2 separate regions of the Homo sapiens genome follow, and region 1 is linked to region 2. The links are chromatin loops, found by intact Hi-C in ENCODE. Cell type or tissue: Caco-2. All regions are shown on one strand. Each heading gives the region's core, and the rest is flanking DNA. Links, peaks and the distances in the headings are about the cores only.

What was found. Peaks named below come from ENCODE experiments on the same cell type or tissue, not always from the same donor. Only the 100,000 strongest peaks of a DNase experiment are listed, where the experiment ranks them.
Region 1: it touches region 2 in a loop (9-fold over the local background); 4 of 110 quality-filtered maps call a loop at or near these places.

What each region holds. Positions count from the first base shown.
Region 1 is chr17:69,093,892-69,110,727 of GRCh38, reverse strand. ABCA6 (ATP binding cassette subfamily A member 6) reads left to right here. Exons shown (of 39, transcript NM_080284.3): 18 at 2,916-3,032; 19 at 4,517-4,700; 20 at 5,100-5,266; 21 at 7,760-7,893; 22 at 9,794-9,931; 23 at 12,701-12,808; 24 at 13,927-14,100; 25 at 14,375-14,488. MIR4524B (microRNA 4524b) reads right to left here and starts at 11,186; the gene lies at 11,072-11,186. It overlaps MIR4524A (microRNA 4524a), which reads left to right and starts at 11,096; the gene lies at 11,096-11,164. It also overlaps the pseudogene SEC24AP1. RefSeq lists an enhancer at 6,786-7,080. In Caco-2, for the core only: no CTCF peak of the experiment used is centred there; a DNase peak (open chromatin) is centred at 6,957.
Region 2 is chr17:69,038,221-69,055,608 of GRCh38, reverse strand. ABCA9 (ATP binding cassette subfamily A member 9) reads left to right here. Exons shown (of 39, transcript NM_080283.4): 2 at 4,470-4,578; 3 at 6,119-6,326; 4 at 10,273-10,437; 5 at 11,009-11,112; 6 at 11,894-12,120. The coding sequence starts at 4,483. Among named protein-coding and RNA genes, the nearest start is that of ABCA9, 14 kb to the left of the region's middle. In Caco-2, for the core only: no CTCF peak of the experiment used is centred there; a DNase peak (open chromatin) is centred at 8,068.

The DNA.
Region 1 (16,836 bases), core at 2,921-10,920, 57 kb before region 2:
TGTCCAATGAATTTAGACTTTTTCTTAGTTTTGGCCACCTGAGAAGCAGAACTCAAGAGGAAGGATTGAGTGCCACTGATTTATTGGGTAGTTGCTTCGTGGAAGCACCAGCAGATAATGGGGACAGGAGAGAGGGAAGGGAAGGCAGCCAGGGAAGTCTGAATTCTGGAGCAGATTACTGTGGTAGGCAATTGAGGTGCAATGCCCACGGGAGGGAAATAAATGAAGTAAGTGGGCTCAGCGTTTTGTCACCAGAGGGGTGAGTAAGCTGGGGTTCTTACCCACTGTTCCCTATCCATTGTTGATTAAGGGATGCCTACGAGAGCATTAACTTTCTCATCCTTCTGGCTTACTCTGAACATGAGCTTAGAATACTTCCAAGTACAGAAAAAGGACCTCAGGTAGGTGTTTTTAATAAGCAGATTTACCGTGTACAGGTGAATGCAGAAGAGGTGTTGGTGGGGCATAAAGGTTTCTGCTACAGGTTTCTCTTTGTAAGGTAGCCCCCCATTATTCACAAGGAATAGATAGTTCCAAGATCTCCAGTTCATGTCTGAAACCGTGGATAGAACCAAACCTAATTGCCATCGATCGGAAAACATTTCTGTTCATGTCTTCCACCTACACACTGAATGCCTTTTCTATCTTAACTAAGCACTTAACACGCATTGTGGCTGTAACTTTTGCAGTTTGAGGTGCAACAGCAAAAGTAGCATGAATTTCTTCTGCCTTCTTCACAATTTCACAGACAGAAGATTCATTCTTACGTTAGATCTTAGCATCAGCATAAGATTTTTTTTTTCCTTGTTGAGAACTTTCACCTTTTCACTTACAGGAAGCATTTTATGGCTTTTCTTTGGCATATCCAAATTGCCAGCATCATTACTCTTGCACTTTGGGAACCTTATTAGGTAAAATAGGGGTGCCTTGAACTGCAATACCGTGACAGTTGCTCTGATATCCCAGAGGGCTACTAAGTGACAGGTGGGTATAGCTCGGTTCTGCTGGACAGGGGATGATTCACGTCCTGAGCCTGAGCAAGATGGAGTGTGATGGCGAAGGATTTCATCACACTGCTTACAAGGGCACACAACTGAAAACTTATGAATTATTTCTGGAATTTTCCATTTTATGTTTTTAGACAGCAGTTGATGGTGGATAATTGAAACTGTGGAAAATGAAACTGTAGATAAGGCAGGATTACTCTATTTTAATTGTGCATGTACTATTTTGCAGAGAAAAACAACTTACATAGTCTACAAAAGTGTTCAACCCTCGGTTCCCTGCCAACTGGGTAGCAGCACCCATTCAGACTTTGTTTGATAAGAAATCCTAAAGATTACTTGCTCTTTGTGTAATGTTTTCTACGTGTTAGGCACTGTTCTAATGGTTTCATATATATTAACTCCTTTAGTTCTCACAACTGTTCTTTCTATGAGATGGGTGCTATAACTTGCCCTATCTTACAAATGAGGAAATATATTTCAGTCTCTTGATTTAAACAGCTTCCCTTTGGTTTAAACATCTAGTTTGTTAAAGGTATAACTCCCTATAGACCTACCTTAAATAAGCTCTTTTGCATAATTCGGTTTCATTAGGCAAATACTCAGGAATTCCCAGATTTTAGCTTCACTCCCCAATGTGGCAGCTCTCTATGTCCTTGTAGTAGCATAGAAGATGGTGTTCTTCTCAGATCAGTGGACTATGCCATGTTATTTTGTTCTTGGACTAAGGCCCTGTGAGGTGCAACTGGTCCACTTTCATTTTTGGTCAGAGATGGAGAATAAGGAATTATATGTTGGTACTACCACTGGAATATGTTACTTTGCCAGAGTCTCTGGTGTTGACCTCCTGGCCCATGGCAGCCTCTTTACACAGACCCAAGGCCTCTGCTGTCTAATGGCATGCTTATGTCCATTTCCGGACATGGGACTCCCAGGTCCATTGCTGCCATGTGCGGGTCATAGGGAAACACAGTGTTTGCTACAGTCTCATCCACCTCTTTCCTCTCAATAATGTCATTGGCCCATCCTCCCACCCAAACTAGAAAGTAGCATCTAAGAGTCTTCTAGAATCCTGCAGTCTCATGCAAGTATCTCCATAGAAGAGTTACCCAATAAATGTGTACTGGGAAACTATTATATAAATGGCACTGCTCCAGGAACTAGAAATACCACATTAAATAAGAGATATGTGTCTCTACTCTCATGGAGCCTACATCTAACTAGATAGGGAAAAGTAGACACACAAAATACACAAAATTTTTCAACAATTGTACACTAAAATAATAAACAAGGCCAGTGAGTTAGAGTGATGACTGGTGTCTGGCTGAGGTTTATATAGAGTGGTCACTGAAGGCCACAAGAAGAAAATGGTCAAGGGCACTCCAAGTCAAGGGGAAAGGAGAATGGCTGGAGGGCAATGAGTGAGGGAGCAGAATGGCAAATGGAGGTGGGTAAGGCTGTGTGGATAGATGGAGACAGGCTCTTTTGGAGCCTCAGAGGTTGTGTTATTGACTTTAAATTTTATTTTAAATGCATTGAGAAAGCATTGAAAGACTTATACAGAGAGAAGACCCAGAATATAGGTAGAGATATACGTGGGTTTGTAGTGTGGAGGTGAGAAGATAATGGTCTTTCTGATTGTTCAGATTTCTGCAGAGAAATCTGCAGGAAGCTCATAAACTGAGAATGGAAGATGAAGTGAGACAGTTTGAGGATGGAGGAAGAGGTCTTCCTTAGTCATTTCAGAGAAGGAGAGCATTCTCATGAAATTTTGCTTTTGACTACTGTGATACTCCAAGGACATAATTTTCTTAACAATATTATGTATTGTCTTTTAAATAAGTATTAATTTACTTGGTTTAGTTCTCAATGTGGTTTTCCAAAGTATCTATTCATATTTTTTTGCCTTAGATCTTTTCAGTGATCTGGATAAGTGTTCTGACCAGGGAGTGACAGGTTATGACATTTCCATGTCAACTCTAAATGAAGTCTTTATGAAACTGGAAGGACAGTCAACTATCGAACAAGGTAAAGCCATTTGTATAATTCACAGAAAACCAATTCCCAAATGATCATGTGTCAATTTAGTATTTATAATTTCTTATGGGTGATTCACACTAAGAAATGTGATTTCATTCCAAATTTGGCTCTGCTGTTTGAGATGGGCTGTCATTATTTCTTAGCGTCATTACTAAGACTGATCACAGATCCCTTCATGGCATCTACCAAGTTTCCTTTTGGAAACTATTTCCTATCCTCAGATGTTCCCTGCTTCTTAGATACCTTCAGGCTGTGAAAGGCTCTTAATTAGGGGAATGAGGTCTGAATATATTTTTTAAAAATAAAAATTGCTGTTAGCTTGTTAATATACAAAATTCCACTAAAGTCTTAGTGGGGAGAATTCTCAGTATCCACTCTTGTATATTTTAATGGGTGATAATAATCATTGTCATTATGGAGCTCCTCTTATGCCAGACACTTAGATTAATGTATGGCTATACATTGATATATATGCCTTCAACATTATCTTTCCTATAATAACCTTTCCAAGAAGTGTCATTGGCACTGGTTTACAAATGAGAAAATCAGACCTATGAGCAGTTAAGTGATTTTCCCCAATCACAGATGTAAGATACATGTACAGATCTGGTAGTTCAGAGCTGATGATCTTTCCCCTATACTACTAAATGATTGATACCTTAGTAGTAGATATTTAGGTGTAATGATTGGCTATTTTTATGCAGAAGATTTTTTAAAAATCCCTCAGAGGAATGATACTCTTGGGAATTTCTTTGCTTTTCAAAGATTGGGCACAATGAGATCACCATTTTTGTGAATTATTCTTTTGGTATGAATTCAGTGTATTTTCTCACTGAGTATAGAATATGGACATCATAACATGTTTCTTATATTGTTTGCACTGTAACCACAAGCAATCTAAAACTTTGTTTTATTTAAAATTTTAATTTTTTATCACCATTGGCAATTATAAAACTTCACTATAGAAAGAAAATATAGATGGCAGTGGTGAAGTATAAACAATAAATATTGAAAAATATTGTCTAAATAATTCCTTTGAATTGGTTATAAAAATAAAAACAAATGTAAAACTTTTTTTTTTTTTTTTTTTCGAGATGGAGTCTTGCTCTGTCTCCTAGGCTGGAGTGCAGTGGTGCAATCTCGGCTCACAGCAACCTCCCCCTCCCAGGTTCAAGCGATTCTCCTACCTCAGCCTCCTGAGGAGCTCAGATTACAGGCACCTGCCACCACGCCCAGCTAAGTTTTGTATTTTTAGTAGAGACAGGGTTTAGCCATGTTGGCCAGGTTGGTCTTGAAATCCTGACCTCAGGTGATCCACCCACCTTGGTCTCCCAGAGTACTGGGATTACAGGCATAAGCCACCATGCCTGGCCATGTAATACTATTTTTAATATTACTAAGGAAAATCTGTGATGCCTCCAGGATGGCATTAATATTATAATATGTGTGTTTGTGTATGTGTGTGTTTATAGATTTCGAACAAGTGGAGATGATAAGAGACTCAGAAAGCCTCAATGAAATGGAGCTGGCTCACTCTTCCTTCTCTGAAATGCAGACAGCTGTGAGTGACATGGGCCTCTGGAGAATGCAAGTCTTTGCCATGGCACGGCTCCGTTTCTTAAAGTTAAAACGTCAAACTAAAGTGTTATTGACCCTGTGAGTAGGAGAGTACTGTGGTTTTGTTAGATCATGAATTTCAAAAGAGGTTCAAACCAGAAGATAATTTAAAACTAGAACGCAATATCTGACATTCCTGCCACGGGGTGGATAAATTCAGCATTTAATTTTTCTGACAGTGGGAATACCTGTATGTTCACACTCGATTAAGCTTATACGTGCAGGTGTGTTTTGTTTTCATGGTTTGATAACCTGGTGTTTATATAGTAATGCCTTCTGGTACTGTGTAGCATGCTAGGGTATTATCTTCAGAATTTTAGCACCTAGAATCATGATTGGCATAAGGCAGGCTTGGCACTCAACAAATACTTGTGGAATGTCTTACTAAATAAATAAAATTCCTGGAGATTAATATGCTAATTTTTCTTTATTGTTTAGATTATTGGTATTTGGAATCGCAATATTCCCTTTGATTGTTGAAAATATAATGTATGCTATGTTAAATGAAAAGATCGATTGGGAATTTAAAAACGAATTGTATTTTCTCTCTCCTGGACAACTTCCCCAGGAACCCCGTACCAGCCTGTTGATCATCAATAACACAGGTGAAAAGAAAAATAAAATTTAAATCCAGAAATAAGTTATTTTTATTGTTGAATAGCACAGGAGGTGGGGGGGGGAAGTGAATCATAAGAGAAGAAAATGGGTATTTAAACTTCATTTATAGAAAACACCTTATGAGGAACAGTGCAGATTTACTCTGATTTTGGAGATGACAGGGATGATGAGGACAAGAGAAAAAGAACTTGGGTCACTGTATAACCTGGAAGAGTAAAGACGTCTCTCTACCTGACTACCCTAAGCTATTACATGGCAAATAAACTTCTATATTGGCACACCCGTTCTATTTTGAGATCCCTTTGTTACACAGCAGCCTAACCTATACCACAAAGGCAATACACACTGGTTACCATGTGAAGATGGCCTATCTATTCCCCATGCCCCTTCATTAAGTACAAGATACAGGAAGATGCCTTATTTTGTTATCCCAAACAATGGGTAATTGGTTTTGTTTTTGTTTTGTTTTGAGACAGAGTCTTGCTCTGTCACCCAGGCTGGAGTGCAGTGGTGTGATCTTGGTTCAATGCAACCTCCACCTCCCACGTTCAAGCGATTCTCCTGCCTCAGCCTCCCGAGTAGCTGGGATTACAGGCACGTGCCATCACGTCTGACTAATTTTTTTTTTTTTTTTGTATTTTTAGTAGAGATGGGGTTTTGCCATGTTGGCCAGGCTGTGTTGAACTCCTGGCCTCAAGTGATCTGCCCTCCTTGGCCTCCCAAAGTGCTGGGATTATAGGTGTGAGCCACTGCGCCCGGCCAGTAATTGTTTTTTTGTTTTTTTGTTTTTTTCCTAACCGCTTAATTAACTTTGAAGAAGGAACTTTTATGTTAGTACCTCAGATGTTAAAACAAACAAACAAACAAAGAAACAAAAAAAAAATCACAGTAAGAGTCTTCCCTTGCTGAGTTCCTCATTCATTTGATTTTCCCATGGATTTGCGATTCAGGCCTGCGGTGTATGCTCTTTAAACAAAGACAGTCTTTCCCTTTCCGTTTCTCATTCTTGTTTTCCATTTGGGTTTTGGAAAGTAAATTTTATTCACCTCACTACCTTAAATGCTAATTGTATGTTTAATTTCTGAGATCTAGAAAGGTTTCTTTACCTATGAGCTCATAAGATAAGTAAATTAGGTCTCTCTTTTCCTCTTTGGTCACTCTTGAGGGCAGTGGGCTTGTGTTAATATATTTATTTTGTCTCTGTACTTAGGTATTTTATGGTTTAAGTTTGAAGCTTCTGTGCCATTTTGTTCCTCTTTTCTCAAAATCTGCCAATTATTGGTAACACGTTTATCTTTTAATGTGAGCATCCCTGTCTGCCTAGGTGAATGTGGGTCACCATATGGCATTGCACCTCAAGTGACTGTGGAGGTGGAGTGGGGTGTGTGGCTGCTCAAGGTGCATGGAAAGCTTATTTTCTATGTGCATGTTCCTGTATCACTTGGTTGGGGGATCCTAATTCATCTAAGGTTTGGCCTTATTTTTCCAATCCCAGAGCCCACTATAAACTCCCATTTCAAAGGCAAAAAAAAAAAAAGTCCTTCTTTTCCTCTTATTCATTCCATCTTGCTCAAATTATTGTCTGCAGTTACTTCAGGTTTGCCCAGCTGTGCTCCTCAGATAAGGTCTCTCAGTAAGTAAATATGGGACTGTTACCCTGGGGACAACTGCGGCTACTGTGTGTTCTGTGTGGAACGTGGGGAGGGGCCTGACGGGTCATCTTTTCCCAGGTATACGTCACGACCCTGACTATAGCTTCAGAGCATACCTTACCCCCTTGCATTCATCCACTCTGAGTTCAGGTATCCTGGAAATTGGTTTTACCTTCAGCTGCTTGCTCTGGTGTGCTCTAGGCTGTGAATTTTTCTCAGCTCGTATTTCACGGTCAGACGTTCTCATCTGCTTTCTTCTTCAGGGTCATATCTAAAAGTTTGATCTGATGATGGCATCCTTTTTCATTTCCTAAGAAAGATTATATTTATACAACATACATGTATGGAATATGTACGTAAATGTTTAGAATAAAGTAAAACATATGTATGTGTTATACAGACACATATATATTTACTTGTCCATTATTTGGAAGAACAAGGAAGAGAGAAGAGTGTTATCATTGGCTGTTTTAGGCTGGACAATCTGAAGTACTCCTCATAAAATTATTGTATCTCCACAGATTATTCAATTCAAATGTTGTTGTTGTTGTTGTTTACCAAAAGTCATACAATAGAATTAGCTTATTTTTATGATTACATGTTAATTTGCATTAAACAGATTTATAAAGCTAATTCATTGTGGTATAAGATTTGCTAAATAGAAGATGGTACAGTGTGGGTCAATATTATTATTGTGATACCCAAAGAAAGACATTTATACATAGTATTCCATAAATATTAACTTTAATTATGTATATGACTTATTTTAAAAGTTTGATATGTATTTTCTTACTTTTCTATGGCCTTCTCTTATTAACTTCATATTAGAATCAAATATTGAAGATTTTATAAAATCACTGAAGCATCAAAATATACTTTTGGAAGTAGATGACTTTGAAAACAGAAATGGTACTGATGGCCTCTCATACAATGGAGCTATCATAGTTTCTGGTAAACAAAAGGTATGTTTGCCTTTTTGCTTTTATGAAAAAAACAAAAAGTACTACATTTTAGCTGTTTTAAAACTGCAGAAATTAAAGCTAGTATACAGAAACTTGACTCAGAAAAACATTCTGGGTTGTTATTTAATAAACTGTGAAGTTTACCTAAGTTTTTGTAAAACATTTTCTATCTTAGTTTTGTTTTGAATTAGATAACTTTTACATTTGAAAGGATCTAAATTTAATTGTACTGTTTAAACTCAATAAAAATATTATAGCTTATAATTATCAACCAATATAATTATGGATTTAAGGAATTTTATTCAGTAGCTAACTACCTGAATAAAGTTTGTTTTTATATATTGAGAAAATACATTAAATACTATAATATCTACACGAAATAACTGAGAAAAAAGTATTCTCAGTCTGCTACCTTAGCATATGTCGATTTGGGTAAAAGAGTCAAGCCATAGAGATTCATTAGAGAACAAGACTATTGAAAATACTTTTTTTGAGGCAGAGTCTTGCTGTGTTACCCAGGCTGGAGCTCAGTGGCAGTATCTTGGTTCACTACACCTCTGCCTCCCATGTTCCAGTGACTCCTGCCTCAGCCTCCAGAGTAGCTGGAATTACAAGCAGGCACCACCATGCCCAGCTAATTTTTGAATATTTGGTAGAGAGTGGGTTTCATCATGTTGGCCAGGCTGGTCTGGAACTCCTGACCTTGGGTGATCCTCCCGCCTTGGCCTCCCAAAATGCTGGGATTACAGGCATAAGCTACCGTGCTCGGTTTAAAAATACATCTTAATGTTAAGAACTCTTCAGTCTTATTTGCATTCTAATAAAAGCAAGGGGCCTAATTAAGTGAAGCTCCCTCTTTATTTCATGCTACAAAGTAAATTTTTAAAAAAGAAAAGCCTTTGAAGTTGTATTACTGAATTCCGTTCTACATAAACTAAATATGCTATAAAAAATGTAATCGCTTTGTGCCAGTTTTGGGAAATTACTTTGTCAGCTACTACGTTACATACCTCACATATTTACTACATGAACTAGTGGTAAGATTTAAACAATAAACCTTCTAATAGATTAATGAACATTTTCCTAAACATGAAGTACATAAATATAAAGATTGCTTTAGGAAGTGGGGAAATGCTTCTTTGGCAGGGTAAGGATGAATATTTAATGAACTCCATGCTTATCTCCTATCCAGAAGGCCAGCATTCCTTTGCTGCTGCTGCTGCTTTTTTTTTTTTTTTTGAGACAGAGTCTCGCTCTGTCACCCAGGCTGGAGTGCAGTGGTGTGATCGCAGCTCACTACAACCTCTGCCTTCTGAGTTTAAGTGATTCTTCTGCCTCAGCCTTCCAAGTAGCTGGGATTACAGATGTGTGCCACCACACCTGGCTAATTTTTGTATTTTTTAGTAAACATAGGGTTTTGCTATGTTGGCCAGGCTAGTCTCAAACTCCTAACCTCAAGTGATCTGCCCGCCTTGGCCTCCCAAAGTGCTAGAATTACAGGTGTGAGCCACCATGCCCAATCTTCCTTTGCTTCTTCATCATAAACTGACAGCATCTCCTTGTCAGGGAGACTTTTAAACTCTACTAAATGAAATTTCCCCATCAGCAAAATGGAGACAAAATTATCTAAAATTAGTAATACAAATAAAAATTCATATTGATTGTATGCTGACTCTGTGCTAGAGCTTAATGTACATGAATAGAGTGTCATTTAAGCCCTATAACAACCCATTTAGTATTTCCTTTTCATAGATGAGGAAGGTAAAGCTCAGAAAGTTTAGTTCACTTGAAGATGGACACACAACAAGCATGTGGCACTGTTAGGATCTTTTATACATAAACCTTGCCTTTGTTCTTTAAGAATTTAGCATTAACATTATTTATTTGTTTCTGTTTTAAGGATTATAGATTTTCAGTTGTGTGTAATACCAAGAGATTGCACTGTTTTCCAATTCTTATGAATATTATCAGCAATGGGCTACTTCAAATGTTTAATCACACACAACATATTCGAATTGAGTCAAGCCCATTTCCTCTTGTAAGTATTGGATTTACTGAGTCTAAACAATTAAGAATTGGACAAATAGCCTATGTTTTCTCTCTTTAGCTTTTAAATATCCATAAGTGATTGTTAAGCCTGAAAATTATTATTTTATCCTAATATTTTCAATGGGTTATAGCAAACAAAACAGGATTTTTTTTTCCTGCCAAGTTATCAGATAATTATCGTGAGGGAATACTTTTCAATATTTTGTCAGTCTTCTAGGCAATGTTTTGAAAAGTTGTACATACTTGATTGTGGAAGTGTATGAGAAAGAGAAACAGAAAAAAGAAAACACTGACTTGGAAATCAGGAGAACTTGTAACCCTGGTTACATATAAATCTATTATAATTAGTTAGTGGACCCTCCATTGACTAAATGTGTAGTAGACAGACTAATATGAAGGAGAATCTGCCAGTTCTGGGGCTATCTGTTGATTTATTTATTCACCTACTCATAGTTGCTCTATGTTGTGAGGGAGCCTAATACACACAGGCTGCATTGGATTCTGTGTCAGTTGGCTATAGTCTGGCTTCAGACAGTTTGGACACTAGAAAGCAGTGGTGGGAGACAGAAGAGCAGAGGACCCCCTACATTGGGCTCCAGTCACATCACCTCCTTCTGCTGTTCCTGAAGCCCAGAAGCAACAATAGCTTGCTTCTCACTTCACCATCTTTGTGGGATGCTCATCACCCACCTAACCATGTCATAAGGAATTGCACTCTAAGAACTTAACGTAGTCATGGTTTTCTGGTTAGACCCTGCCTGATACCAACAGGGGTGTCTCAAAGCTGACTCCAACTGTTTCACACCAGAAGTCTGAAACATCAAGAAGCAGGATTAGAAATGAAGCCATCCAAAGGGAAGTCCATTTTGTGACAAAAGTGTGAAGCTCAGTTTTGGCTTCACTGAATCAGTGGTGCTGGGAGTATATGCAAGCACAGGTTTTCTGTAAGCCATGGGAACAATGGGGATGAAATATACAGTACTTGAGATGTTCGTGACAGACACATACCTCCGTGAGTTGAGTATGACCGACTGATCACGTAAACAGGTCTGCTGCACAGGATGACTCGAGGGAAGGGGTGTCTGAAGGGAATTCTCCAGAAAGTGGAACCAGAGGAGTAGCAGAAAGAGACAGTGATTACCCTTCCTCTTTGGAACGATAGCAGCATGAACCTGTCTCACTGCAGAATTATTTTGAGACAGGCTTATGCTGCTATCCTTCAAAAGAACACATCCACCCAGCTACTGAGGTTTCCATCTCTGGGTTTGCTCAGAAAGACATGCTGCTCAGGCCTGAATTATGTGTTCATCAAAGGTCCTAACTTCTGAATTATTAGCTTCCTAATGCCATTGTGTTTGCTCAGGATCAAAATGGACTGAAGCCCATAGCTACTCTATTAGAAACCTGTTCCCCACTCCCACTTCCCCATGGCACACACCTTTCCTCCCTCATTCCTATGATGAAAAACAGAATTTATAGACATAGCCCTCAAAGTCTTAAATAAAGTTAAATAATTGTGGAATTATTTTGAGACAGGCTCATGCTGTTATCCTGTAATTATATCCATGAGGTGGTCCTAGATGCTGCTAGAGTGTCCACTTGGCCTAGCCTCAAGTGGATGCTGATTTGGGGGTAGTGATTTAAAGTTCCTTTCCCTGAAGTTAAGACAAGCAGCAACAAGTTTTCTTCTTGGTTCTGTGCTTCAGAACACATCCACCCAGCTACTGAGGTTTCCATCTCTGGGTTTGCTCAGAAAGACGTGCTACTCAGGCCTGAATTATATGTTCATCAGAGGTCCTAACTTCTGAATTATTGTTTTTTTGTTGTGGTAATAATACATGATATAAAATTGACCATTTTAGCTGTTTGCAAGTGTACAGTTGAGTAGTATTAAGTATATTCACATTGTTGTGAAATGCATCTCCAGAACTTTGCCGTCTTGCGGAATTGAAACTCGATGCCAATTAGCTTTCCCCCTCCCCCATCCCCTGGAAATAACCATCCTATTATGTTTCTATGAATATTACTAGTTTAGAAACCTTATATAAGTGGAATATTTGTCTTTTTGTAACTGGTTTATTTCACTTAGCATATTTTCCAGGTTCGTCTATGTTGTAGCATGTGACAGGATTTCCTTCTTTTTTTTTTTTTTTTTTTTTTGAGACCGAGTTTTGTTCTTGTTGCTCAGGCTGCAGTGCAATGGGGCGATCTCTGCTCACTGCAACCTCTGCCTCCCAGATTCAAGCGATTCTCCTGCCTCAGCCTCCCAAGTTGCTGGGATTACAGACATTTACCACCACACCTGGCTGATTTTGTATTTTTAGTAGAGATGGGGTTTCACCATGTTGGTCAGGCTGGTTCAGACTCCTGACCTCAAGTGATCCTTTTTAAGGTTGAATAGTATCCATTGTTTGTATATACATACACATTTTGTTAATCCATTAATTTGGACTTTTGGGTTGCTTCCACTTGTGAGTATTGTTGGTATGAATATGAATGTGAGGGTATCTCTTCGAGAGCTTGCTTTCAATTCTTTTGGAAATATCCCCAGAAGTAGGTCCTAAATGACTTTTGACTTCTCTTTGTTCTTTGAGTTGAAGATCAGAGTCACTTTCCCTCCCACCTTCGTGCCTAGATGGTAATGAGCTACACCTTTACTTTGATTTTTCAACATTTCAAAAAGTGCATTTTTGTGGCTATAATTATTTGTTTCATTTAACAAATATTCACTAGTTTAAGCTACCCTTTATATTTTCAGAGCCACATAGGACTCTGGACTGGGTTGCCGGATGGTTCCTTTTTCTTATTTTTGGTTCTATGTAGCATTTCTCCTTATATCACCATGGGCAGCATCAGTGATTACAAGGTAAGAAAAAGCAGGGAAAAGAAGAAATTTCAGGAATTTCAATATCTGTATTTTGAATGCTATGTGTTCAAAATGTTTTCTTCTGACAAAAACATTTGAATGTATGTTTAATTTAGATATTGTAGCTAAACCTTATTCTTGGCAAGTCAGATAATTTACTTCTAAAAACTCAAAATGCTTTTTATTCCAAAGTCACCTGAAAAGTACAGTGATTTTTCAGAGACTCCAATTAGTCTAAACCTTCAAAGGGAAATATTATAAATCTTTTGACCACATTATTTCCCAGCCACAAGAAGGAAATCATTGATGTTGAAATCAAAGGCCAAATTTAAGACTTGAATTCCTTTTCCACTCTGGAAATTGCAATTTTATGTTATATTTGTATTCGATTATGCCCATTATTCAGACAAAGCAGTTAAATCTATCAACGTTCACCATCCTGAGCCAGAAACTCTCCAAGATGTTTAGGTAAAGGTAAATGTATTATGTCCTCCAGGTCACAAAATAATACTTTTTTTTTTTTTTTTTTGAGATGGAGTCTCACTCTGTTGCCCAGGCTGGAGTGCAATGGTGCAAAATCGGTTCACTGCAAACTCCGCCTCCCGGGTTCAAGCAGTTCTTCTGCCTCAGCCTCCTGAGTAGATGGGATTACAGGCTTGCACCACCATGCCCAACTACTTTTTGTGTTTTTAGTCAAAATGGGCTTTCACCATGTTAGCCAGGATGGCCTCAATCCCCTGACCTTGTGATCCACCCGCCTTGGCCTCCCAAAGTGCTGGGATTACAGGCGTGAGCCACCATGCTGGCCAATACTTATTTTTATAGAGTTTAATGCCTTGAACATTATGAGGTCCACTTTTCATTATTCATGAGCTAAAGTTGTGTTATGAGTCAGGCCTATCACAGTATACATTTTATTTTTGATAGACACCTTGTAAACCATGGAACTGGCTCTATAAGCCTCATGTTACTAAGCAGTATATGCATAATTTTTTTTAATATTAGAAGATTAGATTATATTTATCTTAAAAATTCTTCCAATGTGTTTGTGTTTATTTTAGATTTGCATTTTAATTGAATCTATATACATTTCTTTCTTTCTTTTTTTTTTTAATCAGAAAAATGCTAAGTCCCAGCTATGGATTTCAGGCCTCTACACTTCTGCTTACTGGTGTGGGCAGGCACTAGTGGACGTCAGCTTCTTCATTTTAATTCTCCTTTTAATGTATTTAATTTTCTACATAGAAAACATGCAGTACCTTCTTATTACAAGCCAAATTGTGTTTGCTTTGGTAAGTAACACAGTACATAAACCAAATTTCATAAAGTAATTAATAATAAATTTTAACATTGTTATTTTAAGTAGTTAAGATGTTTTAATTCATATTTTGTAATAAACCAAAACAAAAAACATGCAAAGTGCATGTATGATAAATACTAATAGTTTCAGATACCAAAGATGTTTTATACTTATGCCAGGTTACTTGTTTTTTAAAAGTTGTAATCTAATTTTTCCCTCAGTAATATTTGATTTTTTGACTATGTTATTATTTCTTTTATGCTCAGGTTATAGTTACTCCTGGTTATGCAGCTTCTCTTGTCTTCTTCATATATATGATATCATTTATTTTTCGCAAAAGGAGAAAAAACAGTGGCCTTTGGTCATTTTACTTCTTTTTTGTAAGTATATAATACATACAAATAGAGAAATAGTGTTATTTTTTAAACTTCTAATGTAATCTTAAATACAGATGTCTGCCTTAAGACAGTAGGGAAAATTAATACTTCAAAATTACACCATAGAAAAGAGAGGGAAGTGTAACACTGTTACTGAATCAATAATATTTCTAAAGAAATCAGGTGCTACCCATTGAACAGAATTTATGGAGAATCTTACAGAAGACCTGACGTCTGAAACGTCCTGTTGAGTTTATGTCTCCAGAATACAGGGCTTCCTGCCAACACTAGAAAATTGGCTTCCTAACAGTTGACATTACAACCCATCTCTACAGTCTTCAAGAAGGTCTCTCTTAACCTTAGCTGCTAATAGTTTCAGATACTAAAGATGTTTTATACTTATGCCAGGTTACTTGTTAGTATAAAAGTAAAGAGCTTGTCCAAAATCATGGAAAACTTTGCTGGAAATGTTTGCTGAAATTCTAGAGACACCAGAGTGCCCTGAGTCCTACACTTCAGGCCTCCTTTAACTGATATCCTCAACTGGTGATTGAATGTCTGTCTGGAAAACAGCTCTCAACTCTTGGAATGGGAATCTTGAATCCATGAGAAGAACCCAACCAAAGATCATCTATAAGAAATGATATATTTAATATTAGGTTGGTGCAAGAGCAATTGCGTTTTTTTTGCTATTTAAAGTAATGTCAAAACCGCAATTACTTTTGCACCAACCTATACGACCCACTGACTTCTACAAGAAATTAGTCTGGGACTCTTTTGGCCAGCAGGTAGCTGTTGTTCCTTCTCAGTGGACAGCACTTGGGTTTGACTTCTCTGGGCTATATTTCTTTGTATTCAGCAAACAGTGTCTATAACTATATCTCTTACCACCATCAGCACAATCCAGTGGAAGTACAGAGGCTACAGAAAGAACATTAGGCTCACCTTACTCGGAAAAACTGGCTTTGAGGCAGCCATGAGGATCTGGTGCACAAAAGGTCTTTCCATTTATCCTTTCCATGGAGACTATTTTTTGTTCAGTCAACAGACTTACTGCCATTGTCCAGTGTAATCTCAGGTGCTAGATCAGATGTCTGTAGAAGAGAGTCTTACTGACACTTGGTTGGTTTCTTTTCAGTCAGCACTCTTGTATCTGTCTAGCAAAGGTGAACAAAGAATTCACATTCATTCTTAGTGTTTGCCAGTAGTTTTAGCTCTGAACGAAGTCTACCTTGGAGGTGATAGCCAAGAAATGTCAGGGTTATTGTCCAGCGTGGTTGCGCATGGGTCTGCTCCTGCCAGCCTGAGTGATGCTGCAGATGCCCTAGTGAGTGCCCCTCATAGATGCTTTTTCAGCAGCTTGTCCTTCAGTCCTAAGTAAACAGCATGCTGGAATCAAGCTTCCTTTTGTGGCTTTTGCCACTCCTTGTGTTGACCCTTATTACACAGAAATCATTCCAAACTGGAACAAATGCACATCTAGATGGACACATTTTTTGCTATGTGCCTCATGAAATAGTTGCCCCTGGCTTACCGTATACTCACAACTTATCCCAGTTTGTATAGAGCTGGAAATTTCTCAGACAAGAGAGCATTCAGCATCAGTGATAGAAACATACCTCAGCCCTTGCCTTTTAGCTTTTAGTGGAGAAGCTGAGCAGGTTTAATTTCCTCATGGCTGCAGGCTCCATAGTGATGCTTTGGGTTGGAAAACATTATAGACAAGATTTTCTCAGCCAAGTTCCAGGATTTCAAATCTGTGCATCAATTCCATAGACTGTGACAGAACTTCTAGAACTTAATAGGCCAGAATCTTCCAAAACAATAAGTTTCATCTCTAGGCTTAGAGAGCAGAAACCATTTTCCCATTGTGGAGTAAGGAGTGAGAGTCCAGTGAGAGGAACTTTCCTTCAAAAAATGGCAGAAGACAGAATCTGCATTATCATATTATGAATGCCCCTTGTATATACGGCAGCAAGTGAATAGATGAACAAAAGAAGAAATTTGACTTTGTTCTTTCTAAGGAAAGATGATAATGCAGAACCACTTCTTAGGCTTGTGAACTAACATGGTGATTAAGGTGTTCTCACTGTGATTTGAAAAAATTATCACAAATAAAAGATCACAGCAGAAAATCAGACATGACACTGAGAAACACTGTATTTTTAAAATCAAAACACATACACGTATGATTGCATGCCTTTTATCCTTTGCTGCCATTTATGCTTAAGTTGTTATGGATTCAAATAAGGCAAGACAATATTCCAGAGGCAAGGTACGTTTTGGAAAACAAAGACTGTTCAAAATATAAAAACAAAATTACACCGCAGTGTAATAGTAAAATATGTATT
Region 2 (17,388 bases), core at 4,670-12,669:
TGCTGGATCTGTCCATTTCTGCCAAGAGAGGTGATGAAGTCTCCAACTATAAGAGTGGATTCATCTGTTTCTCTTTGCAGTTCTCTCAGTATTTTGACACTGTTGTTAGCACACACATGTTAAAGATTGCTATGACTTCTTGGAAAATTGACCCCTTTAACTTTATGTAACTTCTCACTTTATCCCTGATAATTTTCCTTCTTTGGAATGAAAAGTCTGTTCTGTTTTAGAATTCTACTCCATCTGAAATTAATATAGTTATTCCAGCTTTCTTCTGATTATTGTTAGCATGGTCCATCTATATTTATCCCTCTACTTTTAATCTATATGTGTCTTTATATTTAAAGCTGGTTTCATGTAGACAACATGTAATTACATCTTTTTTGTCATCTACTCTGACAATCTCTGTCTTTTAATTGGTGCATTTAGACCATTGATGATCAAAGTGATTATTGACATATTGGATTAGTATCTACCAAATTTGTTACCATTTTCTATTTATTGCCTTTGTTCTAGTCTTCAATTCTATTTTTGGTCTACATTTTTTCTGCCTTTTGTGGTTTTAATTGAGCATTTAATATAATTTCATTTTTCCTTCTTTCTTAGATTATCATTCATTTAGACTCATTTTTTTTGTTTTTTGTTTTTACTTTCTTTCATGAATTTTCCAAAAGAAAAGCAAATTAAATCCTTAGAGTTTGCAATATATATTTACAATTAATCCAAGTCAACTTTCGAATAACACTATACCACTTAATTGGTAGCGTATCTTATAATAACAAAATAACCCCAATTCCTCCTCCCTCCTGTCCCTCATATCATTACTGTCATTCATTTCACTTACAGATAAGCATACAGGAACATTATATATGAATGTAATACATATATTGTATATATGGCATTATATACATATATAAACATAAGTATACACAATTGAATACATTGCTATTATTTTCTATTATGTTTCAAATCAGTTAAAAATAAGAAAAAGTTTTTATTGTACCTTCACTTATTCTTTCTTTCTCTCATGCTTTTTCTTTATGTAAATCTGAATTTTCTTTTCTTTTCTTTTTTTTTTTTTTGAGAGAGGGTCTCACTCTTTGCCCAGGCTGGAGTGCGGGGTCACCATCACAGCTCACTGCAGCCTCCACCTCTCAGGCCCAAGTGATCCTTTCTACCTCAGCCTCCTTAGTAGCTGGGGCCTCAGGCATAAGCCATCATGCCTCACTAATTTAAATAATTTTGTTTTTGTAGAGACAGGGTCTCCCTATGTTGCCCAGGCTGGTCTTGAACTTCTGGGCTCAAGCCATTCTCCTACCTTAGCCTCCCAAAGTGCTGTAATTGCAGGCATGAGCCACTGTGTCCAGGCTTATATATAAATTTGTGACATATCATTTTACTTCTTTTGAAATAACTTCTTTTCATATTTTTGCAAGGCAGGTCTACTGGCAACAAATTCTCTCATTTTTTGTTTGTCTGAGAAAGTACTTCTCTTTCATCTTTTGAGGTTAATATCACAGAGTACATTCTACTAAGGGTAGAATGCTAAGTTGGTGGGTTTATTCTCTGAGCACATTAAATACTTTATTCTCTTCTTGTTTCCATAATTTCTGAAGAAAAGTTAGATAAAATTCTTATTTTTGCTCCTCTATAGAAAAGATGTTTTCTTCCTCTGGCTTCTTTAAGATTTTTTTCTTTATCTTTGATTTTCTGTAGTTTGAAAATGATATTTCTTGGTGTAGTTGTTTGAGCAAATATTCTGCTTGGTGTTCTCTGACCTTCCTGAATCTAAGGTTGGGTGTCTAGCCGTTATCTGGGGAAATTCTCAGTCATTACTGTTTAAAGTATTTCTTCTGTTCCTTTCTTTCTCTCTTTTTGGTATTCCCATTAGGCATATGTTACACATTTTCAATTGTCCCATAGTTCTTAAATATTCTGCTCTGTTTTTTCTTCAGTCTTTTTTTGTTTTCTTTTCAAAAAGTTTTGGATTCTTTTCTCAGCTGTGTGTAGTCTACTAATAAGCTCATCAAAGATCAAAGGCATTCTTCATTTCTGATAGTATTTTTTAATATTAGGCATTTATTTTTGGTTCTCTCTTAGAAGTTTTATCTCCTTTCTTACCTTGCCCATCGTTCCTGCATGATGCAGCATTATAAGAAATATATATTTTGTCTCTGCCCCCTAGTTTTGGCACAAAACCTCTAAAACCCTTGTAATTTCCTGAGTCATAGGGGTGATGGGAATAGCGTTAGTTATAATATTTGGTCCCTGTTCCTGACACAGAGCTTCTAAGACCAGGAATCTCTGAAGTGAAATGAGTATCTTCGTGTTAATGAGATATCTGATGGCTGAAATCCCCTAGATTGCTTCAGGATAGGACTGGTTGCCAGGGAATCACCCATGTGATTAGAAGGTTTCAGCCCCATCCCCAGATGTCCAGGAAGAGGAGAGGAGATTGAGTTCGAGTTAATCTCCAATGGCCAATGATTTTATTAATCATGCCCATGTAAAGAAGTCTCCACAAAAGCCCTAACTGAAGGAGTTTGGGGAACTTCTGGTTTGGTGAACATCTCAAGGTGCTGGGAATGTGGTGCACCCAGAGAGTTAATGGAAGCTCAGTGTCCTGTCCTGCACACTCTGCCATGTGCATATTTTCTATTTGGCTGTTCCTGAGTTTTATCCTTTGTAATAAACTGGTAATTGCAATTAGACTGTTTTTCTGAGTTCTGTGAGCTACTCTAGCAAATTATCAAACCCAAGGAGCGGGTTATGGGAACCCCTAATATATAGCCAGTCAGTCAGAAGTACAAAAGACCCAGGCTTCTGACTGGCATCTGAAGTGGGGGGCAGTCTTTTGGGACTGAGTCCTTAATCTGTGGGATCTGCTGTAACTCCAAGTAGACAGTGTCAGAATTGAAGTGAATTGAATTTTAGGTCACCCAGTTGGTGTCCACAGAGAACTGGAGAATTTCTTTGTGGGGAAAACCCAAGCATTTGTTATCAGAAGTGTTTTATACAGAGAAACAGGTGTGGACTTTTTTTTCTCCCTCGTTACATATTGTCTACTTTATGCATTGAAGCCCTTAGTATTTTAATCATTGTTGTTTCAAATTCCTAGTCTAATAATTGCAACATTTCTGCCACATCTGAGTCTGATTCTGATACTTTCTCTCCTTATACTGTTTTTTCTTTTTTACCTTCTAGTATGTGTTATAATTTTTTCTATTTGTTTTTGAGACAGAGTCTCTCTCTGTCACCCAGGCTGTAGTACAGTAGCATGAAGATGGTTCACTGCAGCCTCAATCTTGTTGGGCTCAAGCAATCTTCTGCCTCAACCTCCCAAGTAGCTGGTAGCTGGGACTACAAGGACCATGTCCAGCTAATTTTTTGATTTTTTAAAAATAGAGATGGGGTCTCACTTTGTTGCCCAGGCCAGTCTCTAACTCCTGGCTTCAAGCAATCCTCCTGCCTCAGCCTCCCAAAGTGCTGGGATTACAGGCATGAGCCACCTTATGCAGCCTGTAATTTTTTCTTGGTAGCTGGACATGATGTCCCGGGTAAAAGTTAATCAATCTCTTAAGTTCGTGGCACACAAAATAATTGATTCAAACAAAGCTCCTATCTTGTTTTGGTTACTTATTTTCTTTAATTTCCAATTCCCACTTTTCACCCAACCTCCATTCTTATTTCCCACTTCCAAAGATAACCTTTTTATTGTATTAGGGATGGTGATCCTTTAGTTCCTGAATATTTTTGGAAAATGTGTATCACATGTAATGTGAATTGATATCAATGATATTTTGACCTAATGCTCAATCTTTTCTTTTTCTTTCTTTCTTCCTTTGAACTGGAGCTATATTTTTAAGATGTCTTCATGTGGATGGGTGTGTGCCAATCCAGTGCTCCTGAATCCTACATAGTAATCTTTGGACTGTATCCATCAAAATTTGTTTTATTAACACCATGCCACAATAATCTACATTATAAAGAACATCCTTGCACTGGTCCCCTCATGACCCCATGTGAGAATCTCCATGGGCTGCATATCCAGGAGCAGAACTGATTGATGGTAGGATATTGCTAAGTAGTAATGAATTAGTAATGAATCACCCATGTGACTGGGTTAGTTTGTACCCCCAACAACAAGGCGGAAAGTTCCTTTCTCCCCATTAGACAATTTAACAACACCCACAGTTGAGGAGATAGCAACGATCGACACTATTCACTCTTCTGATTTTTCTCAATCCAATGATGGAGAAATAATATCTGATAGTTGTTTTAATTCTTATTTCTTTCAATATTGAGTTTAAACATTTCCTCACATGTTTTTATTTTAGCCTTTTGGCTTTCTTCTTCTCCAGGAATGCAACTGGAAACAGCTGTTACAATGTTTCTTTTATGTTTGATTGCACAATGTTTTCTACTTTAGACCTTCACATGTACTTCATTTTTTTTCTGTCTTTTTAAAGGAAACAGGTCAAAATGAGCAAGAGACGCATGAGCGTGGGTCAGCAAACATGGGCTCTTCTCTGCAAGAACTGTCTCAAAAAATGGAGAATGAAAAGACAGACCTTGTTGGTATGCTTCAGAGTCTATGTGTTCTCATATTTAGAGGATGAAAAAGTATTTTATCAGGCAACATAAACACTTTATTTTCATTATTTAACATTGCACATATGTGTAGTCTAATTAACAAGCTAGATTTTTTTTCAAATTCTGGGCTTTGCTATTTGTTCAGGTAAAATTTATTTTTTCAAATTACATTATGTATTATTGTTTTATGTCTTACTAGAGGCATTTTTTTAAAAATTCATATTCAGAAACTCCTTGAAAAATAAAGCCATATCTTTATACTTCAGAGATAACAATTCTTAACCGCTGAGCTCATTTGAATCTCATGAACGCATTTGTATAGAAGTTCAGGGACAAAGTAAAAAAGAAGCAGGGAATCCAAAATCTAACAAACAATGAAAAGGCAAATTGTAGCACTTCTACACAATGTCATTATAGACACAGACAATGTCAGTTTGAAAGAAATAATAATCATGTAAATAAATGGGAAAATAGTATTGTGATCTTTTACTTCTATTAAAATAGTACTTATTTTCTTCTGATCATAAGAATGATTAGATGTGCTTTGTGCAAAAAATTTAGTAAACTCAGAAAAATATAATAAAATCACCCATAGAATACTCATAGTTCAAAACTTATATTAACATCTGATCTTATGAACGTGTGTGTGTGTGTGTGTGTGTGTGTGTGTGTTCGTGTGTGTGTGTGTGTGTTCATGCAACAAATATGTATTGAATGCTTGGATAGGCAGGGAATAAAGTATACAACAATTCCTGCATAGGGAAAAGATTATATAAATGTAAAAGTTGTGATCCCGCCCTACATAGATGTTTTACCTTTAAACTTTTAGCTCTTTTTTATATAAACATTATATTTATTTTTCTATTAAGATAGAAACAGATATAGACCAACACACATAGCTAAAAAAGGATCATATGATGAAGATGACATATAACTCTTTTAAAAAGGACTTATGTGTAGTATCATAACTAAATAATTAACTAGGTTCTTATCACTGGGTTTCAATTGCATTGTGCTGTATTTCCAATTCCCGAATGTGGTCACGATGACCACATTCAAAAAAACTTTGTTTTTTTATGAGCAACATTTTGGGACTATCTTCTTCCACATACCAGCAACAGAAGGTAAAAATATGATATGATCTTGCTCCTGTTGATGGAAGCTAGTTACCTATTCCACATCACCTACTATTTATTTATCACTGTCACTAAAATTTTAACATGACTAAACTGTTGGGCCATTCATAAAGTAATACAGGCTTTATCACTTGCACTAGAGTGTGGTAAACTTAGATTCTCAATTATAACTGGAATTGATGTTACAATTCTGTCTTGGTAGACAATGTGCATATTTTAATATATGCAGATTAATGGACAAAGAAAATCAGGATATTTAAAAACTAGGAGAAAGAATAAATGGAATGCAAGCCAAATAACAGAATTAAGTATTTCAAACTGTTTGTGGATGATTGATCTGTGGTATAACATCTACCAGTTTGTTTCCTTTTTCTCTTATTGCTATATAGGAATGGCTCTTTTCATTTCTTCTGGTACTGTTTCTGTACCTATTTTTCTCCAATTTACATCAAGTTCATGACACTCCTCAAATGTCTTCAATGGATCTGGGACGTGTAGATAGTTTTAATGATACTAATTATGTTATTGCATTTGCACCTGAATCCAAAACTACCCAAGAGATAATGAACAAAGTGGCTTCAGCCCCATTCCTAAAAGGTATGTTCCCTGGTTGTTCATAGTAATTTCCTTATTTGCAAAAGGCACAAATTCATTTTGAGATTTCCTTCATAAATTATGTTGAATGTTCAAGTTTCTAGAGTTTATTAACAACATTAACGTATATTCCTTCCAAGTCTCAAAATTTTTTGTAGTTTGTTCACTAGTGTCCCATTTAGGAAATTCCATATTAAAAGGGTTATCTTCATAATTGTACATATCAAAATGAGATAGTCCAGGGTTATTTAAATGTATGTTTGTGAAAAGATTCTGGAAACATTGGACTGTAGTGACAGCATGATTTTTCAAATACATACATATTAAGAGAGAAACTATACATCATTTTGAAAACCCATGGGCAATATTTACAATGAAAAGAGGTGACATGTTTCCTTGTACCACAAAGTATATATGTGGGTGGGACACAAAGCTCTAAAAGCCACAAGATTGGCGTGGTTTTTCCTGTGGGTGTAGGAAGAGAACAAAGAGAAACAATAAGGTATCTGATGGTCCTGAAGAAACTTCTTTAAGAGTTCATAATTACCCACCAGAAAGCAGAGAGGGCCAATTTGAGAATCGCAACTGAAACCATATTCAGAAATTTTATTACTAGTATAGTTTTGGAATGCTATTGAAGCTGTTAAATGTGTAAAGTGTGATAGACCAAATAAGTAAGTATGGAATAGTCTCATTCTCTCACCCATGTGTCCTTAAAACTTGGGAGTCACACTATGGAAGAGAAGGTCTAGGGCAGGACATTTACAAGGTGAAGAACCTTGTCATTCCAGATAGCTTAGAGACTAGCCATCAAGACCTGATCGGTTATGCCAAAAGAACTCAGCAGCCAATGTGGCGTAAGTCCATGCTTTCGTCAAGTTATTAAATGAAAAATATAACTAACCGTTTTACCGTTAGAGGATGATACAGGTTGAGCACCCCTAATTCTAAAACCCAAAATCAGAAATGCTCCAAAATCTGAAGCCTTTTGAGCCTGACATGATGCATAAGTGGAATATTCCACACCTGACCTCATGATAGGTTTGACTCTGTGTCCACACCCAAATCTCATCTTGAATTGTAATCCCCACATGTGGAGGAAGGGACCTGTAATCTCCATGTTTTGAGGGAGGGAAGTGATTGGATCATGGGAGCAATTTCCCCCATGCTGTTCTCATGATAGTGAGTTCTCACAAGATCTAATGATTTTATAAGGGGTTTTCCCCCCTTTGCTTCCTGTCTCTCCTGCCACATTGTGAAGGTGCCTGCTTCCCCATCTGCCATGATTGTAAGTGTCCTGAGGTCTCCCCACGTTGCAGGAATCAGGAGACCAGAAAGACCATATGGGTGGAACAGGAGGATTTTATTTAGGTGGCCACTGGCCCAGCAGATTAATATCCAGAGGCTGAGCCACGAACAAAGACAGGGCTTGACTTTTATTCATGCAACTGAAGTGGGGTGGCTAGCCAGTGGCGTGAAATTTGCAGGATGGGGAAAGTGAGAACAGAACAAAGGCAGTTAATCAAACTGTGACAGGTTTTGCAACTTAGGCATGTCTTGTGACCTTTGCCATCCTGCACAAATGGGAAAACAGGAACTTACAAAATCCTTGCAAACTTGCAGAAATAGTTACAAAAGTAATTATAAGAGCAGAACAAAGAATGATAGCATGGGGAGAGAATTTCAGGCAGAGACTGATAAGAACTTGTTTTTCTCCTCCCTGCTCTTGGAATCCATTTCTCTGGGGCCCCTGCCTGGCCTTGCAGATAATGTTATCATAGCTCCAGCTGCACTTTGGAGTGAGTCAGCCTGGTCAGGGAAGGACTTGTTTTCTCTTTACTTGTTTTTCTTATATTTCCTGCTTCACCCAGCCATGCAGAACTGTGAGCCAATTAAACCTCTTTCCTTTATAAATCACCCAGTCTTGGCTATGTCTTTATAGCAGTGTGCAAACAGACCAATACACCTCATGTGATCGGTCACAGTGAAAAAGCAGTAAAAACTTTGTTTTATGCACAAAATCATTTAAAATATTGTATAGGCTGAGTGTGCTGTAATTCCAGCACTTTGGGAGGCTGAGGTGGGCGGATCATCTTAGGTCAGGAGTTCTAACCTGGCCAACATGGTGACACCCCATCTCTACTAAAAATACAAAAATTAGCTGGGTGTGGTGGCATGTGCCTGTAATCTCAGCTACTTGGGAGTCTGAGGCAGGAGAATCACTTGCACTCAGGAGGTGAAGGTTGCAGTGAGCCGAGATCGTGCCACTGCACTCCAGCCTCAGTGACAGAGTGAAAGTCCATCTCAAAAACACAAACCAACAAACAACAATTATATATATATATATAAAATTTTCTATATATATAAAATTTTATATATATATATATATATATATATATATATATATATAGTATAAAATCGCCTTCAGGCAATGTGTATAAAGTGTATGTGAAACATAAATGAATTTCACATTTAGACTTGGGTTGCATCCTCAAGATTTCTTATTATGTGTATGAAAATATTATAAAATCCAAAAAGAAATTGAAACCCAAAATACTTCTTGTCTTGAGTGTGTGATAAGAGATACTCAGCCTATTGTGATGAGTTCTTATTATGGAAAATAGCAAATAAAGAGAAAATACAAGCACATATCCCACGTGAACTATTGCACAACCAAATAGATAATAGAAAATATTATTTTATAAATGTTTTATATTAGTAGATGAAAAAGAAATGATAGAAATAAAACATCACCATTTTGAAACTCCCATTGAATTAATGGACCTAGGCACTGAGGGTCAACAGCTGGAATATCTCAAAAAGAGAAACAACTAGAAATTATAAGCCTCTCATAAAACAACACATCAACACCTATCGGCTGGCAAAAAAGGATTAGACCTGAGTCTGGTTAAGCCTCTGGATCTAGCTGCTGGATTGTAGGAAATACCGAGGACAAAAGAACTTGCTGAATTGCACCAGGAGGGTGCGCTTATATGGGTTAAATGGCCTGGGTTAGATCAGTAACAGTCAGCCATTTACACTACATATTTTAGAATAAACAAAGTCTCTTAAGGAAACACTATCTAAATGCAACAGTTTTATTCTGTCTTTGGAAATTTGGCTACATTGACATCACTTCCAAATGAAGATGTGTACTATAATTGCAGCATATATTCCAACTTTAGATAGGTTTGTTTGTATATGAATTTAAATTGATGTATTGGTATTTCCAATATCAATATTTATACCAGTACCAATACCAATGATTATTTCCAATACCGTTGGAATTTCCAATAGCAATAATTTTTTGAAATTCATTGTGCGTTAAATTATTGTTTGATATGGTTTGGCTGTGTCTCCACCCAAAATTTTATCTTGAATTGTAATCCCCATAATCCCCACAATCCCCATGAGTCAAGGGAGGGACCTAGTGGAAAGTGATTGGATTATGGGGGTGGTTTCTCCCATGCTATTCTCATGAAAGTGAGTGAGTTCTCATGAAATCTGATGGTTTTATAAGCATCTGGCATTTCCCCTGCTTGCACTCATTCTCTCTCCTGCCTCCCTGGAAAGAGGTACCTTCTGCTATGATTGTAAGTTTCCTGAGGCTTCCCCAGTCATAGGGAACTGTGAGTCAATTAAACTTCTTTCTTTATAAATCACCCAGTCTCGGTATTTTCTTATAGCAATGTAAGAACAGAATGATACATTGTTTAAATGATTTATTTGGAAGGGTAAGTTATATTTGCAATACAAATGTTTGCCATAAATTTCTGATTTTATCTAGAACATCAGAAATTCCCACCCCCCTCCCCTCCATGTCTTATTTAGGCCCAGCACTGCCTTTAGGAAGGAATAGCTTTAACATAAAATAACCTCAACATAATTGAATATGGCCAGGTAGAGATTTTCTTGCTTAACTATTTCTTTTGTTTTCTTCACATGGCAGGAAGAACAATCATGGGGTGGCCTGATGAAAAAAGCATGGATGAATTGGATTTGAACTATTCAATAGACGCAGTGAGAGTCATCTTTACTGATACCTTCTCCTACCATTTGAAGTTTTCTTGGGGACATAGAATCCCCATGATGAAAGAGCACAGAGACCATTCAGGTAACTTTTGAAGAAGAAAAAAATTTTTTTTGCTATTGTATCAGTAGCCACAAAGGGGGCATACCTGATAGCAGAGGTGAAACTACACAAACATATACAACCACAACATAGAGCTTTAATTTCTGAACATAAAGGAGATTCATATTTATTAAATGAAGCTTATGTGCTTAAGTACATTGTTTTATTAAGAAATTATATTTACTCTTATTTCTAAGTTGCTCCTAAAAAAAACCTGAACAAAATGATCTTGCTCATTGATTCCCAAACATTTTCTTAAAGTTTAGTGCTTTCTTGACGTAAGCAACAGAAGATCCAAGCTCAAGGAAAGCAATCTTGACCAATGGAAAGAATTATAAAATATAATGAAAAATCATTGAGAACTGGTCTTAAAAATATTCGTAAAGTAATTCTGCTATATTCCGTTTGGGTGTGCTCTGCAACTCTCAACTGAGAAGACTTACCATCCACTATATTATCATGGACTTTGCATTTTGAAACATTTGAAATTTTGTTTTTTTCTGTAGCCAAGATTGTATCATTCCGTAATAATGGATGTGTTCTTCTTCTAAAGCTCACTGTCAAGCAGTGAATGAAAAAATGAAGTGTGAAGGTTCAGAGTTCTGGGAGAAAGGCTTTGTAGCTTTTCAAGCTGCCATTAATGCTGCTATCATAGAAGTGAGTATAAAGTTAAAGGAATCTAACCACATTGCATTTGAATTTTGCTGGATGGTGATTTAATGGATTATCCTATTCTATCATTTATTCACTTCATTAATAAGGCACAATATACAGAACAACTTCCATAATAAAACCATTGTACTAAGTACTGGGGATCAGAAAATAAGTAGAACACAGGCATTTTTCTCCAGGGATACTGGTATAGGGGGAGATAGAAACATGGATATATAGTCATAATAAGAGTTTAGATTCTATCATAGAATTTTTTATTTTTAACTTTGTTTTTCTTAGAGACAAAGTTTTACTCTGTTGCCCAGGCTGGAATGCAGTGGCTATTCACAGACATGATTATAGCTCACTGCAGCCCCCAAACTTCTGGGCTCAAGTGATCCTCCTACCTCAGCCTCCCAAGTAGCTGGGATTACAGACCATGCCACCATGCCTGATTCTATCATGGAATTTAAAATGGTGTACTAGGCAAACAATGAAGCAGGATATACTCTGATAAGAAACATCAGGGAAAATTTGCTAATTGAAGTGACATTTCAGCTAGTCTTAAAACAGGAGTAGCGTTTTGTCCAGTGAGGTTGATGATGTTCTAAGGAGTCACGACAAAACCTAAAGTGTTCCAGGAACCACAAGGGGCCAGATCATGAAGGGCATATAAACATAAAATACATAAATGTAGAATGTACGTGATTCCTTATAATTTAGAGAAAAAGCCTAAGGTTGGAATTAGATTGATGATAACAATTTGTTCATTGATATCTTTCTTCAGATCGCAACAAATCATTCAGTGATGGAACAGCTGATGTCAGTTACTGGTGTACATATGAAGATATTACCTTTTGTTGCCCAAGGAGGAGTTGCAACTGATTTTTTCATTTTCTTTTGCATTATTTCTTTTTCTACATTTATATACTATGTATCAGTCAATGTTACACAAGAAAGACAATACATTACGTCATTGATGACAATGATGGGACTCCGAGAGTCAGCATTCTGGTAAATCATATGACTCCAATCCATTATACAGCATAAACAAACAGAACAACTTAGCTGGTTGACTCCTTAGACCAGGGGTCCCCAAGCCCCAGGCCACAGACTGCTACTGGTCCATGGCCAGTTAGGTACCAGGCCACATAGCAGGAGGTGAGTGGCAGGCAAGTGAGCAAAGCTTCATGTATATTTACAGCCACTCCCTATTGCTCACATTACCACCTGAGCTCCACCTCCTGTCAGAATAGCCACGTTATTAGAGTATCACAGAAGCTCAAACTCTATTGTGAACTGTGTATGTGAGAGATCTAGGTTGCGGGCTCCTTATGAGTATCCAATGCCTGATGATCTGTCACTCAAGAGATCTAGGTTGCGGGCTCTTTATGAGTATCCAATGCCTGATGATCTGTCACTGTCTCCCATCACCCCCAGATGGGATCTAGTTGCAGGAAAACAAGCTCAGGGTTCCTACTGATTCTACATTATGGTAAGTTGTATAATTATTTCATTATATATTACAATGTAATAATAATAGAAATAAAGTGCACAATAAATGTAATCCACATGCATCATCCCAAAACCATCTCCCCACTCCTGTTTGTGGAAAAACTGTCTTCCATGAAACTGGTCCCTGGTGCCAAAAAGGTTGGGGACTGCTGCCTTAGATCTCTAAAGCAATACAAATGTTGCCACTTTCATAAAGTAGTATGTTTATAAATGAGTTGAGCAGATGACCATGCAGACTTGGTGACTTGAAACTTTCCAAATTTATTTGACTTAAAGACAGCCTTATCCTGTAGATGTTTGCCAATACTCAGGGCGCCAGATGATTACTTGGTCACTAGTTACCATATATGGGTGAACCCAAATACACAAACACGTGAGGTTTCCAATATTCAGTAAAATACATGTTTCAGATACCTTATGTTAGGAATGGTGATTGATTTTTGACCCAGTGTTGGATGAGTCATCACTTTTATGACACTGAGCAAAAAGAAAACCTTTTATGTTCTTTAAACATTGAGATATTTTAGCTGAGGCCGTAGAGCACTGTGGTAAGCCTGGGAGGCAAGAAGCCACGGGTTGTCTCCATCTCAGCATTCAGTAGCTACCATCTTGGAAAATTACTTAAACTCTTTAAACTTCAGTTTTCTCTTCTGTAAAACGTAGATAATAATATGCACCTCTCATTGGTCCTGAGAATTAAAAGAAAGAAATGTATCTAAAATGTTTTACATGGTGGTTAAGAATAAACACTCAATATTAAGTGTCAGTTGATGGAGATATGGGGAGCTTTATGGCCAGAGATGACAGTAGAGGCAAGTTAGGAAACAAGGGTTGAATTGTCAATTAATGGCAAGATAGTTTCAAGAGTTTAGCCAAGTGATGCATTAGAGACAGATGCAGTAAAAGCCTGAGTTCTGGAGTCAGAAAGAAATGGCTTGAATCTTGAATTTGCCCTTTACACACTGTGATATTATCTCCCTGTTAAATAAGATATGTAGAATGCATATAAGGGTTCTGGGCGTATGCTACATAGGCTTTCAAAGAATATTAGACATTACTGAGTAGAAAAAAATAAAGTTTATGTGATTTTCTACACAAGTGTTCAATATACCGGGTGGAGAAGTGGAGAAGATGAATTACTTCTTTGGTTTATGATGAAAGTTTTTCTCTGATGTCCTTTTCTGTATCAAAATTGAGTTAACTCAGTACTAAAAAAATTTGGTCAAGATAGATAGATAGATAGATAGATAGATAGATAATTTCTTTCTTTTTTTTTATTTTTTTGAGACAGAGTCTTGCTCCGTCACCCAGGCTGGAGTGCAGTGGCGTGATCTTGGCTCACTGCAACCTCCCCCTCCCGGGTTCAAGTGATTCTTCTGCCTCAACCTCCCTAGTAGTTGTGACTACAGGCGAGTGCCACCATGCCCGGCTAATCTTTGTACTTTTAGTAGAGAAAGAGTTTCACTATGTTGGCCAGGCTGGTCTTGAACTCCTGACCTCAAGTGATCCACCTGCCTCGGCCTCCCAAAGTGCTGTGATTACAGGTGTGAGCCGCCACCCCAGCCTATTTTTTAAAAAATGATATACAAAGAATTATAGAAAAATAACCAAGATGATTTTAAAAATAATAATCCAGTGAGAAAGGATTAAAAATCAGGGCATTTTTTTTCCTCTCATAAGAAAAGCCTAAGGCATTTTACTTGTACAGCATTTAAGTGGAACTAAGGAGAGTTTATAGAATATAGATGAACAATTTCAGATGAATGAAAGTGTACTGTGCAAAGGGAGTTATTACAATTAGCCCTTAAAAATAAGCCATCCCAAAACATGATGGCATTTTCTACTTTAAATAAAAACTAACTGTTCATTGTGGACACACTATAAGCCAGTTGCCATATTAAACCCATAAAATAAATAATTTCATTTAATTTTCCTGTTTTCCACCAGAAAAAACTGAAGTTTGAAGAGATTAAATAACTACCTCTCAGGATTATATAGTTACAATGTAGCAGGAGAAACTGGAACTAACTCAGATCTGTGATTAGAAAGCTTTTTCTCTTTCTCCTTTAAAGAACTTTCTTCCTGTTTATTTGGCATTGATAGTAAGGGAAAAGATATCTTCATATTCGTCTATATGTCTGTATCTATCTGTGTCCTGTGGGTATGTATAAATGTGTATCTATATCTAATTATCTATATTGGGGATTGGTAATCTATCAGCTGTTTTTGTACAATTTGCAAATTAGGAATTTCTTTTACATTTTTTATCATACTTTAAGTTCTGGGATACATGTGCAGAATGTGCAGGTTTGTTACATAGGTATACATGTGCCATGGTGGTTTGCTGCAACCATCAACCTTTCATCTAAGTTTTAAGCCCCACATGCATTAGATATTTCTCCTAATGCTATCTCTCCTCTTGCTCCCTACTCCCTGAAAGGTCCCAGTGTGTGATGTTCCTCTCCCTGTGCCCATATGTTCTCATTGTTCAACTCTCACTTTTGAGTGAGAACATGCGGTGTTTGGTGTTCTGTTCCTGTGATAGTTTGCTGAGAATGATGTTTTCCAGCTTCATGCATGTCTCTGCAATTGACATGAACTCATTCTTTTTTATGGCTGCATATATTCCATGGTGTATATGTGCCACATTTTTTAAATCCAGTCTAGCATTTATGGGCATTGGGTTGGTTCCAAGTCTTTGCCATTGTGAATAGTGCTGCAATAAATATACGTGTGCATGTGTCTTTATAGTAGAATGATTTATGATCCTTAGCGTATATACCCAGTAATGGGATTGCTGGGTCAAATGGTATTTCTAGTTCTAGATCCTTGAGGAATTGCCACACTGTCTTCCACAATGGTTGAATTAGTTTACACTCCCACCAACAATATAAAAGCATTCCTATTTCTCCACATCCTCTCCAGCATCTGTTGTTTCCTGACTTTTTAATGATCACCGTTCTAACTGGTGTGAGATGGTATCTCATTGTGGTTTTGATTTGTATTTCTCTAATGACTAGTGATGATGAGCTTTTTTTCATATGTTTGTTGGCTGCATAAGTGTCTTCTTTTTGAGAAGTGTCTGTTCATATCCTTTGCCTACTTTTTGATGGGTTGTTAGTTTTTTTATTGTAAATTTGTTTAAGTTCCTTGTAGATTCTGGATAGTAGACCTTTGTCAGATGGATAGACTGCAAAAACTTTCTCCCATTCTGTAGGTTGCCTGTTCACTCTGATTGTAGTTTCCTTTGATCTGCAGAAGCTCTTTAGTTTGATTAGATCCCATTTGTCAATTTTTGCTTTTGTTGCTATTTCTTTCAGTGTTTTAGTCATGAAGTCTTTGCCTATGGCTATATCTTAATGGTATTGCCTAGGTTTTCTTCTAGGGTTTTTAAGGTTTTAGATCTTATGTTCAAGTCTTTAATCCATCTTGAGTTAATTTTTGTATAAGGTGTAAGGAAGGGGTCCAGTTTCTGTTTTCTGCATTTGGCTAGCCAGTTTTCCCAACATCATTTATTAAATAGGGAATCCTTTCCCTATTTATTGTTATTGTCACGTTTGTCAAAGATCAGATGGCTATAGATGTGCAGTGTTATTTCTGAGGGCTCTCCATTTGTCTATATATCTGTTTTGGTACCAGTACCATGCTGTTTTAGTTACTGTGGCCTTTCAGTACAGTTTGAAGTCAAATAGTGTGATGCCTCCAGCTTTGTTCTTTTTGCCTAGGATTGTCTTGGCTATGTGGGCTCTTTTTTGGTTCCATATGAAATTTAAAGTAGTTTTTTCTAATTCTATGAAGAAAGTCAACGGTAGCTTGATGGGAATAGCATTGAATCTATAAATTACTTTGGACAGTATGGCCATTTTCACAATATTGATTCTTCCTATCCATGAGCATGGAATGTTTTTCCATTTGTTTGTGTCCTCTTTTATTTCCTTGAGCAGTTATTTGTAGTTCTCCTTGAAGAGGTCCTTAGTATCCCTTGTAAGTTGTATTCCTAGGTATTTTATTCTCTTTGTAGCAATTGTGAATGGGAGTTCACTAATGATTTGGCAGTCTGTCTATTATTGGTGTATAGGAATGTTTGTGATTGTTGCACATTGATTTTGTATCCTGAGACTTTGCTGAAGTTGCTTATCAACTTAAGGAGTTTTTGGGCTGAGACGATGGAGATTTCTAAATATACAATCATGTTGTCTGCAAACAGAGACAATTTGACTTCCTTTCCTCCTATTTGAATACCCTTTATTTCTTTCTCTTGCCTGATTGTGCTGGCCAGAACTTCCAATACTATGTTGAATAGGAGTGGTGAGAGAGGGCGTCCTTGTCTTGTGCTGGTTTTCAAAGAGAATGTTTCTGCTTTTGCCCATTCAGTATGATATTGGCTACGGGTTTGTCATAAATAGCTGTTATTATTTTGAGATATGTTGCATAAATACCTAGTTCATTGACTGTTTTTAGCATGAAGGGGTGTTGAACTTTATTGAAGGCATTTTCTGCATCTCTTGAGATAATCATGTGGTTTTTGTGACTGGTTCTGTTTATATGATGGATTACATTTATTGATTTGCATATGTTGAACCTGCCTTGCATCCCGGGGATGAAGCCAAGTTGATCATGGTGGATAAACTTTTTGATGTGCTGCTGGATTCCGTTTGCCAGTATTTTATTGAGGATTTTTGCATCAATGTTCATCAGGAATATTGGCCTGAAATTTTCTTTTTTTATTGTGTCTCTGCCAGGTTTTGGTATCAGGATGATGCTGGC